Regions from separate parts of the Homo sapiens genome. Here region 2 is linked to region 1. A link is an interaction called in ENCODE POLR2A ChIA-PET data of the cell type or tissue named here. Cell type or tissue: PC-9. All regions are shown on one strand.

Region 1 (5,000 bases):
CAGAAAAGAAGAAAGTAGACTCTGACCAAGAAGATAAGCTAGAGAATAACAGTGTTGAGGTTACGGAAGGATTAGTTCATTACCCTAAGTTATTCTTCTTCCTTCAATCCTTCCGTGGCCTTAGCAGCTTCTGGCAGATTAAATAAGCTGAGCCAAGGCTCACTTTTGAGACTTTGTCACACTTCTTTATCTATTTCTGGCTTAATTCCCATTTTGCTACTGTTCTTTAGGGACCCATGGATAGGTAAAGGGATTGGCAGGACAGGGTAATAAGTGCATTTATGTGTCCATAGCCACAATATCTGTCAAAATGCTATCAAATTCCTCATTCTACTTGTTACGTGACAGGCGCTATGCTAGGTGCTGGTGATATCAGAGTCAAAAAGACAGCCATAATTACTGATGACATAAAGTTCAGTAAACAAAATTCTATTCTTATTTTTAAGATACTAATTATCTGTCCAAAACTTACCACGTTAATGATAAATAAAAAATACTCACCTCTATCTTCCATAAATTTGTACAATTGCTGAAGAAAGTTCTCCCTTTCTTCTGGAAATGGTTCTATTTCTTCCTAATTTTAATCACAGAAGAATATTATTTTCTTCAATTAAGCATTTTAATAAAACAAGCAGATTTCTTACCAATAGCAAAGACTAGTGTTCATTAAAATACTTCAAAGGCTTTTTACGTAATCAAAGTTACTCTTTTAACACTAAGCTGTTCAAAACCAGGTAAGTCTAGACATTTTATGTTTTATAGAGGAATATGCCTTAAAAAGTATCCCAATAGTTAGAATCCCCACAGTAAAAATTCCCATATGAGAAAAGGGACTAGCAAGACTGTTCGTGGTTTTGTTTTGTTTTGTTTTGTTTTTTTTACCATATGAGAGAGCTATTTTTCAAATCAGGATCACAGGTTCAAGAATACCTACTCTCAACTTATGCGAAACTGGATCAGAGTTAAACATCAAAACTAATTCTATTATTGCTCCTCAAGGTACTATAAAAGTATGGGTCCCATTAGCTGACTGCAAGTATCCTTCATTTTATGCAGCCCCACTGTATATACTTCAAGCTTACATAATCAGTAAAGTGGGGAACAAATTTGATCTACAATACCTGAAGATTCAGACTTAGGGAAATCTTCAAGTAATAAAATAGTTCCCCAATTTATCAATTACAAGGGAAGGACTAGCTTCTTGCTGCTGTGGCCAAGGGCTGTGGCAGCAGGGAGCTGGTCCTGAAGCAACCTGCAAGGAGCAGGGTAGTAGGTTAAGATTGAGGAACTCACCAATTCAATGACTTTCATCCATTCAACAAACACTTGAGCACCTGTAAGTGTAGGTACTATGCCAGGTGCTGAATCAAATAAAAGAAAAAATAGGCTATGGAGCCTACTGTTACAGAACATGATTAGGAGTAACTGCAGAGAAAATGATTCCAAATATACAGCTAGGCTTTACAGTTACTCTGGCTTAAATATACAGATTTGTAACAGTAAAAGTTAGGATATTCAACTGGTAATCTAAATAAATAAAAACATAGCATTTTTCAATTTGGAAAATCATGTGCCTAATGCCACTGCTTTAGCGAGATTGTCTTTTTAATTTAAAAGCTAGTACAACAAAGAAAGGTAATTTTTTTTTTAAAGCCTATGTTGATCAACTATTAGGTTTTCTAATTGGGCAGAGAAAAATAAATGACAACCATTAATTTGCTAATGATGAATCTGTATTTCTCAATTTAAACACACTCCATACATTCAGGTTTTGGTAAGGTGATCAAATACAAATCTAAGGACATCTATTTTCTAGATGTTATCTTAAATGTTCCCATGGTACAATATTTAACTTTAATAAACAGCACAATTTTTCCTATTCCAAAAACATTTAAGGTAAGCTTTTAACTCAAGAAAATGTTTACACTACACTACAGATTTGCTTTTACAAAAACACTTGTGAAAACACTAAGCACCAAAAGGTTTGGTAGCTATTTATCATCTGTTATATTTTACACACTATGACAGACACTTTAAGTATGAATACGAGTAAGACAGCATTCCTAACTTTAAGGAACTTACAAATTCGTGGGGAAGAAAAAATAGACAATAAATATAAATGACAAAAATATGTATAAGGAGCAGTAGTAATTCTTTTTTTGTTTTGTCTTGTTTTTGAGACAGAGTCTTGCTCTGTCGCCCAGGCTGGAGTGCAGTGGTGTCATCTCGGCTCACTGCAACCTCCGCTTCCTGGGTTCAAGCAATCCTGCTGCCTCAGCCTCCCTAGTAGCTGGGATAACAGGCACCTGCCACCACGCCCAGCTAATTTTTTTTTTTTTAGATGGAGTCTGGCTCTGTCACCCAGGCTGGAGTGCAGTGGCGTGATCTCGGCTCACTGCAAGCTCCGCCTCCCGGGTTGACACCATTCTCCTGCCTCAGCCTCCTGAGTAGCTGGGACTACAGGCGTCCACCACCATGCCCGGCTAATTTTTTGGTGTTTTTAGTAGAGACAGGGTTTCACCATGTTAGCCAGGATGGTCTCGATCTCCTGACCTCAGGTGATCTGCCTGCCTTGGCCTCCCAAAGTGCTGGGATTACAGGCGTGAGCCACCGCGCCCAGCCACACCCAGCTAATTTTTGTATTTTTAGTACAGACGGGGTTTCACCATGTTGGCCAGACTGGTCTCAAACTCCTGACCTCAGGTGATCCGCTAGCGTCAGCTTCCCAAAGTGCTGGGATTACAGGCATGACCCACCGTGCCTGCCAGGAGCAGTAGTAGTTTAGACTAGCAAATGAACTGGTGCTTTCCTGAGGTGAGGGAGGTGATGGTTCACAGGTTTCTCTTTAGAGAGATGGCACCTAAGTAGGGTTCTGAAAATTGAACAGGAATGTACCATGCTGACTAAGGAAGGAGGGGAGGAAAAGGTGGTGCCTACAGAGGTACTAGCATATGCAAAGGTGAGTAGCAGCAACATATGTAATTTGACATTGCTATAGCATAAAGTTCAAGGGGGAGGACACAGAAAGGGAAATGATGAGAAAAAATTGAGGCAGGAATTGGACTATAAAGGAGATTCTATATGAAAGCTTAACTTTTACAGTGACAAAAAGCTACTCAGGAGGTTTTTAGCAGCAAGGGAATGATTGCTGATTTTAGCAATTTAAATAGAAAGCAGTCAGGGAGAAGACTGAAGCAGGGAAATTTCTACATTATACATTGTCATTACAGATCACTACACCCTAAAATATAACCTCCAAAACAATCTCATTTCATTAATACTTTACTACAGTTAAAAGGCAGAATTTCATAACTTACCTAAAGTATTACATACTGACCAATTAATTTACTAAACACATTAAATACATTTCATTTCATGGTCAAATATAGCAGCCTTCACTATCTGCACCACTCATTAACTTTTACGAGGCTGTTCAGCAAACCATTAAAGAGTACCTTGTCACTGCCAGATCTAAAGCTCCAGGTAAAATAAAATCCAAAATTTGAGCTCTTTGAGCCATATTTTATGGCTTATTTATGATCTAATCAGAACTATCTACCCATTTGTCTTAGATAAAATGATTCAAGATTCTCTGAATCAAAGAGATATTGATCTTTACTTTTCTGCTATTTTTTTTTTTTTTTTTTTTGAGACGGGGTCTCCTACTGTCACCCGGGCTGGAGAACAATGGCGCAATCTCAGCTCACTGCAAGCTCCGCCTCCCGGGTTCAAGCAATTCTACTGCCTCAGCCTCCCGAGTAGCTGGGATTACAGGTGTCCACCACCACACCTGGCTAATTATTTTGTATTTTTAGTAAGAGACGGGGTTTCACCATGTTAGCCAAGCTGGCCTCGAACTCCTGATCTCATGATCTGCCCGCCTCGGCCTCACAGAGTGCTAGGATTAGTCATCCCAGCATGAGCCACAGTACCCGGCCTGATTTTTCTTTTAAATATTAAATGAAAGATGTATTTTATACTTTTCTGGGTTAATCAATAAAATATGGAGATGTAAGCATTTCATGAGGTGACAGCTGTCAACATGGTAATGAAAAGCATTTTAAAGAATTAGGTAGGTAGGTTCTTTTTTTTTTTTTTTTTTTTTTTTTAATAAGACAGGGTCTCACTCTGTCACCCAGGATGTAGGGCAGTGGTAAATTCACGGCTCATTGCAACCTCCACCTCCAGGGCTCAGGCCGTCCTCCCAACACAGCCTCCTCAGTAGCTGGGGCTACTGAGTGCACTGGGGCTGGAGTGCACTGACATGCCCTGCTAATTATTTTTATTTTTATTTTTGTTGAGATGGGGTTTCACCATGTTGCCCAGTCTGGTCTCAAACTCCTGAGTTCAAGTTAGCCACCTGCCTTGCCCTCCCAAAGTGCTACGATTATGGTCGTGAGTCACCGTGCCTGGCCTAGATGGTAAGTTTTTTTGTTTTTGTTCTCGTTTTTTTTTTTTTTTTGAGACAGAGTCTCGCTCTGTCGCCCAGGCTGGAGTGCAGTGGCGCGATCTTGGCTCACTGCAAGCTCCGTCTCTCGGTTTCATGCCATTCTCCTGCCTCAGCCTACCGAGTAGCTGGGACTACAGGTGCCCACCACCACCCCCGGCTAATTTTTTGTATTTTTAGTAAAGACGGGGTTTCGCTGTGTTAGCCAGGATGGTCTCGATCTCCTGACCTCGTGATCCGCCTGCCTTGGCCTCCCAAAGTGCTGGGATTACAGGCCTGAGCCACTGCGCCCAGCCTGGTGGATACTTTCTTAATCATCTCATTAAAAAAAGCATAGGAAGACTAAGACATGTTTTTGAGGTTATTAGGAAAATCAGGCTTAATATTTTCTATTTCACAAGATCATATATCTAAAGTAACCAAGTAAACTATCTGATTATGAGGATCTCAAATACAAGATTATGAAATATTTCTCATACTAAAAATACTTATATGAGTAATGACTTAATGCCAAATCCTAACCCACAAGGGAAACCCAACTGTTATTTATAAT
Region 2 (5,000 bases), 770 kb before region 1:
AAACTTGCAAGGTAGTAAGCAGAGTCTATATCAAAAACACCTTTGTTTGGGGATGGGGTGGAGTACGATAAGGATCAAGGCAAGATAGAAGAGCAAAACAGAAATAAGACACTTCTGACCAATAGTTTTAATCTTCAAATCACGTAAATTCATTACCCATTCAGCAAGCAAAGCTAAATTTTTTAAAAAGGAACTAAAAAAAAATTATTTGCAGTAGGTATAACAACTTGTCAATACCCTCAATATAAAAAGAGCACTTACAAATCAAGTAAAAAAGAAAAAAAAACCACTAAAATCCCAAAACAAAATGGGGAAAGGACAATAATAGACAATTCACAAAAGAAATACTACAAAGACATGAAAAAATGTTTTAAAAAACAGTGATCAGAGTAATGCAAATAAAGTCACCAAATGCTATGTTTTATCTACCAAAGTGGCAAAGAATTTAACATGCTGATACATTTGGTATTGTATCACTGTAGATAAAGTGGATGTCCACTGTCATACTTTGAAACCTCTCTCAATCTGTATCAGGAACCTTAAAATTATTGAAATACAGCAAATTCAATTTTATGAATTTATCCTAAAAAACAGGTATAAATAAAAACATATAGAAATAAGTTCCTCCCAATGTTATTTACTTTTTGAGACAGGGTCTCACTCTGTCGTGCACGCTGGAGTGCAGTGGCACGATCTCAGCTCACTGCAACCTCCGCCTCCCGGATTCAAGCAATTCTCCTGTCTCAGCCTCCCAAGTAGCTGAGACTACAGGCACACACCACCATGCCCCGATAATTTTTGTACTTTTAGTAGAGACGGGGTTTCGCCATGCTGGCCAGGCTGGTCTCGAACTCCTGGCCTCAAGTGATCTGCCCGCCTCAGCCTCCCAAAGTGCCACTGTGCCCAGCCCAGTGTTATTTATAAAAGCAAAAACTTTGAAACAAAGTCCAAGAAAAGGAACTAATACAATAAATTTTAAATGATACAATCAACTGCATTTTTACTACATCTTGAAAAATTACTTAGCAACATGCTAAAATGCTCATATATATGTGAATACAAAAAAATAAAATTTAAAACAGTTTAATCTATATTTAGAGAGATCATATGTATTATTTTAAATACACATATACTTATCTATAATGAGAAGGCAAGTAAGAGAATACGTATATTCATAGGGAAAAAGAACTAAAAACTAAACCAAAAAATATGAATTTAGTTTGACGGTAGGCATTACAGATTATTTTTATTTTCTTTATATGGTTCTATATTTTTCAAATTCCACAAAATTAGATGCATTGTGATCAAGAAAATAAAACAAAATTCTATTTTTTAAAGGCCACAATTTGCCCCTTCTTCATTTCTCAAAAACTATATAACCCAGAGGGGACAAAGATCAGAACTCAGCCACATAAATAACAAATAAGCACTGAAGTCAGTTGTATAAACTAAACCCCGTGGTTTACAAAAAGAGGGAGGAGGCTGGCCCTGAAGAGTCCTGAGGAAAAGGGTGGCACAGTAAGAGGTCTGGAGGCCAGGGACGTGACATCAACAAGACATCATCACAAGGGAAGAAGCTTCACATGAGGAGGGTCTGAGCTAGAGCCACAGAGCGGCATGGAGAAGAGGAAAGATGTTTATGAGACAGGAGGGTTTCATGATGAATTGGATGCAGAAAGTCAGGACAAACTCAGAATTACCAAAACATAAGGACTGGACAACTGGGTGGAGGAAGGGGCCATTCAATGACAGAAAAAAGAGAAAGAGGAGTTTGTGTCACTTACTGTGTTTGAGTCTAACATCGCCATTATTCCTAATGCATCTCATCCAGAGTTGAGATCTGCCCACTAGCAATATCTTTTCTTCTAAATAGGTCTATCTGTACTGCAAACATTTTCCTCTCTCCCACCTCTCCATAAGCATCTTAGCAGAATTAGTTAAGTCCACTCAAAGCAAATATACAATATTTCAAAGTCTCTGCTGACAGATAACAAAGCAATCATTATATTTTATATAAATGGCTACTAAGAAATTCATTAAGAAAACCATTTTTTATAGTTTTCAAAGACTTTATTAAATTATCTTTAATCTCACCTCTGTCCACAATGAAGTTCCTCGTCCTAAGGATTCCTCTTGTCTCAGAGACATGAGAAAAGTTGAGACATCAGAAAGTGACACTTTCTCCTGGGCAGGGCAGGAAAGGTTTTAAAAATTACTCGTATTAAAATGTTTAATTGAATAAACTAAAACCACTGTGAAGGCAATCAATTCTACTACTTAAAGTAGGTTATCATTAGCTAAATCAAAAGAAAGCAAATATCATTAGCTAAATCAAAAGAAAGCAAATAAAAAGAAAATATTATTCAACTTTTAACATAAAGATACCATGTTAACTTAAAATTGAGGTTACTATCTTAAAGACAGTCACAATCTTAAAAAAAAAAAAAACACCATTCTATAAGAAGAAATTACTTTCAATCAAAATGTGAGGACAGGCGCGGTGGCTCACGCCTGTAATCCCAGCACATTGGGAGCCCGAGGTGGGTGGATCACCTGAGGTCAGGAGTTCGAGACCAGCCTGGCTAATATGGCAAAACCCCATCTCTACTAAAAATACAAAAATTAGCCAGTTGTGGTGGCAGATGCCTGTAATCCCAGCTACTTGGGAGGCTGAGGCAGGAGAATCACTTGAACCTGGGAGGTGGAGGTTGCAGTGAGCCAAGATCGTGCCATTGCACTCTAGTCTGGGAGACAAGAGCAAAACTCTGTCTCAAAAAAAAAAAGTGATTATTTTCAATGCCATAAAAATGAGCCCCTGACTCAGAAAACCACCTAGGTCTTTCATTCCCTTAAGGTTGTACATCTTGAAATAAGATACCTTGGCTCTATCTAGGCCAGGCATTGGCAAAAACTATTCACAGCCTGTTTTGTAAATAGTTTTTTTGGAATATAGCCAACGCCTGTTTATTTAGTTCAGAAGTTGCAACACAGATCATAAAGCCAGCGGCAAAGCTTTAAAAAAGTTTGCTACCTGGCACTGCACAGAAAGAGTTTGCTGACCCCTGTAGTAAGCAATATTTACTGAGGCTTTGTAAAAAGCACAGGATACACACCATATATATTCCTTGAATGTCGATACAGGGGAAGATGAGGGGAAATGTAGAGAGGGAACAAGGCATACGCTCCAAGAGTCCTCTCCCAGTGGGCCACCCAGGACACACTTAGCTCCCCCAGCAACAAGCTGTGACAACACAGTGAAAGTCTGTCTACCAGGGAAGCTCAATGGAGACTCAGTGCCTCGGGCTTTTCCTGGGACGTGGTCATGCAGGCACCTTTTGCCTCATACATACTGAAATTCCAGACTCTCAGAAAGAAAGCAGGTTTTCAGCATAAACCACATTGAACAAACACTTTAGATACAATAAGCCACTCTTAGCAGTTAGGATAGTGTAAATCCTCCCAAAATCCAAGGTCCCAGTGCCAGCCAAGGACTATTTAGAGAGATCATATGTATTATTTTATTACAAGCACATTTATTATTTTATTACAAGCAGGCCTTTCTAATGGCAGTATCACAGGTCTGCTATGTTAACTCATTTCTGTACACCCACTCACTAAGAAAGACTTGTAAATGGAAGTAACAAAAGAAAAACTTACCACATCTAGCAAATTCATAGCTGTTTGAAGAAGGTAGCATTGGGCTGCCCCTCTCAGGAGAATCTGATGTGTGATCATAGTGCAATGAATAACATCCCTGACATCGAAACACAAAAAATGCAGTTCCGTATTCCCAAAGACAATTCTGATAATTTGTGATTATCAACAAGTTGATTTATAACAACTACACTTCCTAATGCAGAAAGTCTGCAGAATTTCAAAGCTGTTATTTCCCATTATGGCCTCTATTAAGAGCTCAATTTTACTATGAAACAAGTCTCTTTTAAAAATAAGACTATAGGCCGGGCGCAGTGGCTCACACCTCTAATCCCACAACTTTGAGAGATTGAGGCGGGTAGGTCACCTGAGGTCAGGAGTTTGAGACCAGCCTGGCCAACATGGTGCAATCCCGTCTCTACTAAAAATACAAAAATCAGTCGAGAGTAATGGCGCACACCTTTAATCCCAGCTACTTAGGAGGCTAAGACACGAGAATCGCTTGAATCCAGAAGGCAGAGGTTGCAGTGAGCCGAGATCGCACCACTGCACTCCAGCCTGGGTGACAGAGCGAGACTCCAGCTCAAAAAAAAAAAACTATAAATGAAGATGCTTTTAAAGAAGTTTATATTTACTGAAATACTTTTTCTTTTTTTCATCTCCTCAAAATTCCTTTTTACCAAATATTTTTTAAATACTTTCTGTTAAATATTATTGTTTGATATTTTATCTTTAGCTTTCTACTTACGAATGTAATTTTAAAAAAAACTTACTGGCCTTATTTAAAGAGGTCAAAATTCAACAGCACATACTTCAGTACACATTTAAACTAGTAATTTGTAAAACAAAATAAGTTCAACTATACGAATAATACATTTTTTAATTTTTTTCTTATGTAAAATTAAGAGCCCAAACATCCCAATCCCAATATTAACTATATCCATTTACTGTAGATTAAAGCAGAGGAGAAAATATATATATTGATGGAAAGTCATGGCAAATAACCATACAAGTACATATACAGAGTAAATTACCTGAGAGCAAGAAGCCCATCTATACCCAGGGCCTTATGTCTTGGGACATTTGCCAAAGCCTTAGATAGAAACAAAATGGGAACAGCACACCAATGCCTACTTGTCATCTTCCGAATAAACTTCAATAGGAAGCTACCTGAAAGAAAAAGTTTTAAATTATCATTGTTGCCAATTAGCACATGAAAAGAAGCTCAATACCATTAGGTATTAGGGAAATACAAGTCAAAACCATAGTAAGGCTCCACTTCCCACACACTATGATGGCTATAATCTAAAGGACAGACAATACTCAGAGTTGGGGAGGATGTGGAG

Evidence for each region. Peaks named below come from ENCODE experiments on the same cell type or tissue, not always from the same donor. Only the 100,000 strongest peaks of a DNase experiment are listed, where the experiment ranks them.
Region 2: POLR2A ChIA-PET joins it to region 1 with 6 read pairs; 1 of 35 experiments calls an interaction of 5 or more read pairs at or near these places.

What each region holds. Positions count from the first base shown.
Region 1 is chr1:235,224,202-235,229,201 of GRCh38, forward strand. It overlaps ARID4B (AT-rich interaction domain 4B), which reads right to left. Exons shown (of 24, transcript NM_016374.6): 12 at 502-574. Among named protein-coding and RNA genes, the nearest start is that of MIR4753, 37 kb to the left of the region's middle. In PC-9, no CTCF peak of the experiment used is centred here; a DNase peak (open chromatin) is centred at 2,040; H3K27ac peaks cover 1,042 bases.
Region 2 is chr1:234,455,573-234,460,572 of GRCh38, forward strand. It overlaps TARBP1 (tRNA guanosine 2 -O-methyltransferase TARBP1), which reads right to left. Exons shown (of 30, transcript NM_005646.4): 7 at 4,689-4,824; 8 at 3,658-3,754; 9 at 2,095-2,184. Among named protein-coding and RNA genes, the nearest start is that of TARBP1, 21 kb to the right of the region's middle. In PC-9, no CTCF peak of the experiment used is centred here; DNase peaks (open chromatin) are centred at 2,969 and 3,259; H3K4me3 peaks cover 593 bases; H3K27ac peaks cover 1,785 bases.